2 separate regions of the Mus musculus genome follow, and region 2 is linked to region 1. A link is a contact called in ENCODE POLR2A ChIA-PET data. All regions are on one chromosome and are shown on one strand. The core of a region is the stretch at or near the end of the contact, and the rest is flanking DNA. Distances in the headings are between cores, read along the strand shown. Region 1 holds the start of Slc25a42 (solute carrier family 25, member 42). Region 2 holds the start of Homer3 (homer scaffolding protein 3).

Region 1 (4,400 bases), core at 1,062-3,561:
GCTGAAGCAACACCAGACATCCTTCCCTGGCCTCTGTGTGTCTGTGTGCCTTATTCACATACAGTAAACTCATAGACATACATACATGCACACAGCTCACATAACCATATATATAAGTACACATATATTATATACACATATAATTTTCTTTTTCAAGGCTGGGGTGAAACCAAAGGCTTTGAAAATACTAAGGAAGTATTCTACTACTGAGTGTACCCCATGACCTTGCTTGAAATCAAATGGAAAGTCCCAAAGGCTACAGTTTCCACAGGAGAAGCTGAAGGTGACATGAGCAGGAGGAACATTCTGGCACTATCCTCAGTGAAGGGAGAGACCACTGAGAGTGACAGCACTGGGACAGCCTTACAGGAAATAAGACCTTTATTGATTTTTCATAACAAAGCCACTGTCCTCCTACACACATGGAAATTAGACTTAGAACTAAAAAACTGCCAGAAAAACCTTCCTCCCCAGTTCAGGCCCCCACCTTTTTGCACTGACGCTTTAAGCAGTTGAAACATTAGCTCTCCCAACTCTGAGAAGTATTTCCTTACTGTTGAACAGCAGCAAGGAACTCGGGCAGGTCACGGAGAAGGCCTGGTCCGACCGCAACCAACAGCGCCCCAGATGTTTAGCAGCCCACCAATCCAGCCTGCCTCCACACCCTCCAAAGCCTGGAGACACAAGCTCAGGCAGCCACCTAGGGGCTGTCCCTTCCAGCTAAGCATTTCCGGATTCATCAGTCACGACTTGGGAGAAATGCCTGGGAATGGGGTGGAGTATGGTGGGGGCTCCCTTCCTCCACTAACTCAAGAGACAGAAACACCAGTAAGCAGCCTTTGACAGGAGCTGGCTCACAGACAAGGCTCAAGGGGGCCAGGCAGAGCCTGCTGCAGCGTTTGAGGGCTTCAGACTTCTGGTTGGTGAACTGGGATGCTCTGAGCATCAGGCTGAGGAGATTATTCTAAGTCCAGAAATGACTCAAAAGCTGTCCAGCCCTGAGATTTTTGTTTGTTATTGGTCTTTGAGACAGGGCCTCTGAGTAGCCCAGGCTGGACATGAACTCCAGATCCCCCTGCTGAGATGATAAGTGTGTACCCCCACACCTGGTTTCTCTGGTGCTAGGAATGGAACCCCCAACTTCAAACAAGCACTCTACCAACTCCACTCCCGTCTATGCACTGTTTGCTCATTAGTTTTCTTTCCTTTCTTTTTGTGAAACAAGGTCTTAAACAGACCAGGCTACTCAAATTCACTGTGTGTAGCCAAGGTAACCTTGAACTTCTGATCCTACCTCTACCTGTTCAGTGCACAGATGACTCATAACATCATGCTGTGTCAAGAAGTGATTTTATATGCATATACATATACATATTGTGGTGTGTGTGTGTGTGTGTGTGTGTGTGTGTGTATTTACGTGTGTGCCACAGAGCCCATGTAGAGATCAGAGGACAACTTTTGGCAGTTCCCAAAAACTCAGTTTGCTGAGCCATCTCACCTGACCTCAAGCACTCTTTATAAAAGTTCAAGGACAACCTGGGTTACAGTGCAAGACTTTGACTCCAAAACTAATCAATAAATAAATACAATAAAATGAAATGCTAGAAATAAATTTAAAAGCCCTGTTAAAGCAATAACAGACCAGGTGGTACCCCACACTTTTAATCCTGGCACTTGGGAGGCAGGGGCAGGGAGATCTCTGTGAGTTCCAGACCAGCTGGCTCTACACAGTGAAACACGGTTTCCAAAACCAAGCCACCACTCGCACTACACGGGGGACGAAAATAAAAAATTTAAAACCACAAGTTAGGTGGACTTTGCTTTGGGAGTGAAGCGATGGTTGCGCGACAGGGACGGGGAGAGGCACGCAGGTGCACGTGTGTAGCAGCCGCGTCCGGGTGGCACCCGAAGCTTGCACCCGAAGCGTCCACCCGGGTTCCAAAGGAAGGACACGCAGCGGGCTGAGGAAGATCAGGTCTGCGAGGCACGCATGTTGGGTGCGTAAGCGGCCACCTTGGCCTCACAGGGGTTGTCACTCTCAGGGCAGCTCGGTGTGAAATTAGGGTTCGGCCTGGCCGTGGGGACCCCGAGGACGCGCGAAACACAGGGTGTGTGAGGGGATCTGTCACCTCTCCACGCTCGCGACACTGCTGTCACAACGAAACGGCCCCATGCCGCGCTTCCTCCCAGCCCGGGCCGCGAGAACCCCGCCACCCCGCGTCGCCCCTTGGCGCCTGCACTCCTTGGGTCGCGCTCACCTGCCCGGACGCGTCGCCGCTGCTGCCGCTACTGCCTCAGCCGCCTCAGCCGCTGCAGCCCCGCCTCGCGCGGGCCCTAAGCTCGAGGCCGGGAGGGGCCCAGGCCCTGCCGCCATTGGTCACGCCCTGTCCAATCAGCGCTGGAGACGGCAAGAATTGGTAAGCATGGCACAGACGGGCATCCTTTTTAACCAATCGCTAAAGGAAGGGGCGAGGCTACATGGAGGGGCGGCCCTGGTTCTTCTGAGCGTTCTACACCGGGTACAAGGCGGAGAGGCCTGGTGGGGGGCGTTCAAGAATTGGAACCCGCAGAAAATGGGCAGAGCTTCCGGCCAATTGCCAAGGGGTATAGGCGGAGCTAAGAGGAAAGGCGGCTCTTGGTTTCTGAGAATTCGGGGCACAAGGAGACAGAAGCGAGGATTGGATTCTGCAGAAAACAAGCAACGCTTTGGGCCAATAACTGAAGGGAGGGGGCGGGGCCTGGAAACAGCCCTCTTAGCCAATCGCTGAAGAGCAAGGTCAGCGCTCTGAGTAAGCTGGCGCGCTGGGCAAGGGCGAAGCTCGAGGATCGGAGGGTGTAGCCCGGAGGGCAACGATGATTGACTGCGACACTAAAGATGTACAGGTCCTGGGACCAATCGCAGAAGCTGTAGGCGGTGCATCTTCCAGGGGTGGGCGCGCTAGGTACAGACCATAACTATCTTGTCTGCCCTGGATGATCTAGTATGTTCCGCGCAGACTCCTCAGGTTCCCATGGCGCTCAGAAGCTTTACTCTTTCCTGAATTTAGACTTTGACAGTTGAAACACTCTTGGTTAATTCTCAGCCCGTCCCTCCTTTACTGTTCCCCTGCCGATGATACAAAGGGCAGAAACTCAGATCACTCAGCCTTCCTCTGCTACTTGAGTTCATGTGCAAAACATGGGAAGCAAAAGTGCAATCCTGCTGACGTGATCTGACTTTCAGAAAGTGACGTCTCTGGGTCCAAGCTTTATCCTTTACGAGATCTTATGACATCCCTGTGTTTGTGGTAACTGGTGAATTAACCAAACAATAAATACAACCACATGTCAAAGGGAACACAGAGAGGTCAAGCTCTTTGACCAAGGTTACAGAGCACTTTAGCTGTTCAATTTGTATATTGAAGCTCTGAACCCCCTCAGAAAGGGTAGTAAGACAGTGGGGAACGGAGTGACCTGAGTTACTCAGTCTGCTCAAGCCTTGGACAGAGCAATCCTTAGGTTCAATCTTGCCTCCCTGACCCCTTTGTGGAAACAGAAGGAGCCAGCAAGATGGCTCAATGGGTAAATGTTAATCCTACAGATTCAAGGAGAAAGACCACCGACCCAAATCATGGCCAAGAAAATTAAAGCAAGCAATTAATTAAAGCAAGCTTGTGTACATGGGATGTCTCTTCCTAAAAACCAGACATCAATCAACATTGAAAGTGGGGAAAATACATTTGTTTTATTTGTTTTTGTTTTGAGACAGTGTCTCACTATGGAGCCCGGGTTGTCCTGGAACTCACTATGTAGACTAGACGTGCCTCAAAAACACAGTGATCTAACTGCCTCTGCCTCCCAATTGCAGGGATTCAAAGGAGAATGCCACTAGTTGGGTTAGAAGATTAGGTCTTTACAACTCAGGGTAGGGGTTTTCCAAATGAGGATCTGGCAGGCAAATAGGGTTACAGACGCAGAACATAGGGTAACAAGTTGGTCATAACACCCACGGGAAACAGAGACATTGTTGCAAGGTGGCCATAACAGGATAACAACCTTTGAAACTAAGACATGGTTTTTTATTTCCTGGAACAGGTAGTAGAAAGAACCATTTGTAATTAAGGTTACAGTGGGATATAGCCCATGTCCTGAGAAACAGAGATGTAATCATAAACAGGAATGAGCATGGTTTGTTTTACTATAAGATACCTTCAAACCCAAGATGGAAGCAGCCTGGGCCTTCAGAAAGGCTCTGACCTGGCCACCAGCCACAATGGCCTGCATTTAATATCCTAACCCACATGGTGGAAAGAGAAAACAGAGTCCCAAAAGTTGTTTTTTTTTTTTTTTACCTCTCCACATCCATGCTATGGCATGTTCATGCCCAAGGCCCTGCTGCCTCTCTGTGGAGCTGGGGACTA
Region 2 (4,400 bases), core at 571-3,070, 71 kb after region 1:
CCCCCACTGCCCAATAACCACATGTCTTAGCTCTGCAGCCAGCTCAGAGCCTGACAGACCAGGACCGGCTTCCAGCCTGCTGCCCTGAGCTCAGATACTTAAAAAAAAAATGTTGCTAATAAGGAGAAAGTCAGTCTGAACACAGCAGACGGTATTGTCTTTGTTCCCAGTGTTCACATGCTCTGTGGCTCCGAGCCTAAGAGCAAAGACAGATAGTTTCCCTGTGCACATGCCTCTCAAAGTTAGGCGCAGTTGGAGAGGACCTTGTTTTCCCCAGCTGCAAATAAATATCAAGGAGGCTGGTAGCTCAGGGGCTCCTACCTGCCTGTGACTCAGAAATGAATGGAAATACCTCTACATATAATATATATATCAGAGCATCCATGAGCAGAAGGCCAGGAGCCCCGGGAAGTCTAGTTTGGGCTGTCAGAGGCAGGGAACAGAACCACACAGCCTGGAAGGTCAAGGAGTGACAAACATCCTTGGAAAGGAGCACATTCCTGGGAGGGCGAGGGAGAGAAACTCGCCTGGCCTGAGAATATCTTCACTGAAAGTTAGCCACCTGCTCAGATCCCAGCAGACACCAGAGGGCTTGAGAAGAGAAAAAAATATATATCTGACATAAGAAATGCAAAGCTGAGAACCACAGACTCTGATTCGGACACAGCCATTTGTCCCCAGAACACGGAAACCCTTGCAGAAATTTCTAGAAAAGTGCAGCAAGGGATTTGCCACAGGGCTAGGGACCCACTGGCAGATAGGTGATCCCCTGAAGGATCCTCGGCGGGCTGCTGTGGCTGTGGACAGAGGCAGGACTCAGCCTACAGAGCTGCAGGGAGTTTGTCCATTTCATTGGAAGACAACACTAAGAGGACACTTGGATCCTAAGACTCTGTAACAATAACCTAGTTACTCCCAGAATTTATTTTTGAAAGTCAGGGTCTCACTATGTGGCCCTAGATGGCTTAGAACTCACTATATAGACCAATCTAGCCTAGAATTCACAGAGATTTGCCTGCTTGTTCTTTTCGTGGGAATTAGGATGGAGCCCAGGGCACCACAGACGCTTGACGAGGGCGTTACACACTGATTTGCAGTCCCACCCCCACCTTCGTTTTGGGGAGCTGGGCTCAAGCTGTCTTCATGCTTCAGTTGCTGAGGGTCCAGGAACTTTTTCTTTTCGAAGAAGCCACATGAAGACTCAGGGCCACCCTTGGTAGGAGGCAGGAAAGCGAAGGGTCGTTGTCCACCCATTTTCCGTGTTTCTCCCTATCTCTGGGTCACCAGATCACACTCCAGGACTTCTGCCTCTGTCTTCACACCCTGGCCCGCTACCACCCATCTAACACCCACACTTTTGTCTTCTCAGCCTTCAGCCCATCAGTCCAATGCTCTGCCCCAAGGCCGATCCAGACAGACCCTCCTCTTCCACCCCTCTCCCCACCCCGCTGTCTTTGTCCGCAGTCACCTTCTGTCTCTCTCCGCTGCCCTCCTGGATCCCTCCCCTCTGTCCAGTACTCTGCCTGATCCTAGGCCCCTGCCCTTAATCCCTCTGATCCCAGCCCCAGACTTTATGGGCCCCTCCCCCTCCTTCAAAAGCCACGCCCTCCCCACTTCCTTCAGTTGCCTCCCACTGGGTCCCCCCTTCAGAAGTTCCTCCTCTTGACCTCCTGGTGCCCTCCCCTTCCTCTGCCCTTTCACCCCGCCCAACTCCCCCCTCCATGTCCGCCCTCCTCTTCTTCCCTCTCGGGGTCCCCTCCCTCTTCCCCGCCCTCCGTAGCTGGCCAGCAGGGGGCGCTGGGCAGAGGCGGGGCGGCGCGGGGACTGGCCGCGATGGGACCGGAGGCGGCGCAGACAAAGGCGCGGGCGGCGCGGGGCGCGCGGAGGGCGCGGGCCGGAGGCTGCAGCGACGACGACGCGGGGTGAGCCAGACAGGGGGACCCCAGCTTCCGAGGCACAATCAGGGAGTCGGGGGCGCAGGAAACGCAGACGGTTTCCAAAGTTGCGGACTGTGAGGCGGGGCCCAGGAGCTGCGGGGTGCAGGCTGAGGGGTTGGGATCCTGGGGTGCCGGCTAGGGGGCCGGCTCAGGTGCTGGCTGGGGCGCGGGGCGCGTCTTCACCGGGTTCCTCAGCCGAGGTCCGGGTGTTGGGGACGCCGCATCGCGAGGCTCCGCCACTTAGAAGTTGCGGGTCAGCGGCTCCCGTAGTTGCCCTCACGAGCTGCCCTGGAGGGAGTGGGAACCGGTGCCAAATGGGAAGCCGGCGTGGGGCTCCTGGCAGGGTCCCCGCCGCGCGCGATCGCGGTTCTCCGCCCCGCGCCTCTGCTCCAAGGCGCGTGACTACTCAGTGAGTAACTTTTCCTGATGGTGGCAAGTCCAGGCAGGAGTGGTCCGACCGGAAGGGCCTGGGTTCGGGGACCCCTTTCCCCCAATCTCCGCCAGTTCCATTAGCGTCTCTGACTGGACAACCCCCCTACCCTCCCTCTGTATGGGAACTTAGGTTTCGCAGCTTCCCAAGACAGCTTGGAGGGGCCCTGACCTCAGACCCCGGGTCTTGACCTCCCGCACCCGCAGGACCCTCCTTCTCCTCCAATCTCCTTAGTTGAAATTTGGGGGACTTAGGAGAATGACAGGTGCAAGCGTTCATAGGAGGCTGGGGAGCTCCGTTCTCCCGGTCCTGTTCCCTGTTCACATGGTGGGGACTAGGATGAACCGCTGTGTGCAATGCGTGCTTGTGTGTGTGTGTGTGCCTGTGCGTTGAGACATGGTCCCACTCTGTAGCCCAGGTTGGCTTCAAAGTCTCCTCATTCTCCCCAGTGCTGGTGCCACCATACCAGGCTTTCATTTTTTCCTTTTAAGTAAGCTCCCTGGAGACTCAGACACAGAGTTATCTGGGCTAAGTGGTCCTTTCTCTCTCTCTCCTCTCTCTCTCTCTCTCTCTCTCTCTCTCTCTCTCTCTCTCTCTCTCTCTCTCTCTCTCTCTCTCTCTCTCTCTCTCTCTCTCTCTCCTCTCTCTCTCTCTCCCTCCCTCCCTCCCTCCCTCCCTCCCTTCCTTCCTAGAGTTATTTATTTTATTTATACAAGTACACTGTAGCTGTCTTCAGACACATCAGAACAGGGCATCCAATCCCATTACAGATGGCTATGAGCCACTATGTGGTTGCTGGGAATTGAACTCAGGACCTCTGGAAGAGCAGTCAGTGCTCTTACCCACTGAACCATCTCTTCAGCCCCGAAGTGGTCCATTTGTGGGATCAGCGAGGTCCTGATTTTCCTGTTAGGTCCCTGGAAGCACTCCACTTTTACTCCTTGAGATGGGTTTATCCCTCCATGATGACCAGGGAGGCCTTGAACTCCTGGGATGCATGATCTAACCGCCTTGGCTTTCAGATAGATAAAACCACAGGGCCTCACCACGGATCCAGCTTTGTCCCACATTTTGATGCAAGGCCCTCTGGGAGGAGAGGGGGGCTGTTGGATGGGAGGGGATGAATGAGATGTTCCACTCGGTTGATCTTGACCTCATGTTCAGTTCCTGTGGGAGGACACTTGCCCAGTGGTGGGTAACCTGGACAGTGAGTATAATCCTGCGTGCCAACAACCAGGCTATTCTCCAAGCCATATCCTACCTACCCTTGCAGTTTGGTGGCACTGTATCACCTCTCTGGTGACACTAGAGATCTAGAGATCACTCAGTCCAGTTGTGGGGGCTTCTCCCAAAAGCAGGGCCTTTTGTTTATGCCTACAGCTCAGTTGATAGAGAGCTTGCATGGGATGCAGGATGCTCTGGGCTCCATCCTCAGCACCACATGAACCAAGAATGATGGCACAAGCTGCCGTCCCAGCATTTAGGAGGTGGAGGCCAGAGGATCAAGAGTTCAAGGTTGCTGTTGGCTGCAAAGTGATTTCAAGGCCAGTCTGGGCTGGGACTGAGGAAGTGGGTGTCTGACCAGCAGCTGCTCCTTTCCTGCCTCGCTGGTTTTGTGAAGTCACCTGGAGGACCCACTTGGCCTGAGTATCCTTGGAGCCTTACTCACAATCTTCTTCTTTCCCTAGGGGACAAACAAGTGACTCCTGTCACCCCTCTGGGTGCCCCTTAGAGGCCATCCAGCCCAACCTGACCAATGTCCACAGCCAGGTGAGCACTCACCCACTCTGGTCTGGCCTTGCCCCTGGGTGGCATCAGACTCCTGCAGAGTTTCTGTCCCTGCTGTAGGGAACAGCCAATCTTCAGCACCCGGGCGCACGTATTCCAGATCGACCCCACTACAAAGCGGAACTGGATCCCCGCCGGCAAGCACGCACTTACCGTGTCCTATTTCTATGATGCAACCCGAAATGTGTACCGCATCATCAGCATCGGGGGTGCCAAGGTCTGAGCAGGGGTTTGGGGGCAGGTGT

Evidence for each region. ChIA-PET counts read pairs that join two places held with the same protein, here RNA polymerase II (POLR2A).
Region 2: POLR2A ChIA-PET joins it to region 1 with 15 read pairs in Patski. The contact joins the promoter of Homer3 here to the promoter of Slc25a42 in region 1. POLR2A ChIA-PET finds 5 or more read pairs at or near these places in 3 of 5 experiments (Patski and embryonic stem cell).

The regions. Positions count from the first base shown.
Region 1 is chr8:70,209,970-70,214,369 of GRCm38, forward strand. It overlaps Slc25a42 (solute carrier family 25, member 42), which reads right to left and starts at 2,312. Exons shown (of 8, transcript NM_001007570.2): 1 at 2,259-2,312.
Region 2 is chr8:70,281,179-70,285,578 of GRCm38, forward strand. Homer3 (homer scaffolding protein 3) reads left to right here and starts at 1,821. Exons shown (of 10, transcript NM_001146153.1): 1 at 1,821-1,922; 2 at 4,056-4,137; 3 at 4,216-4,372. The coding sequence starts at 4,124.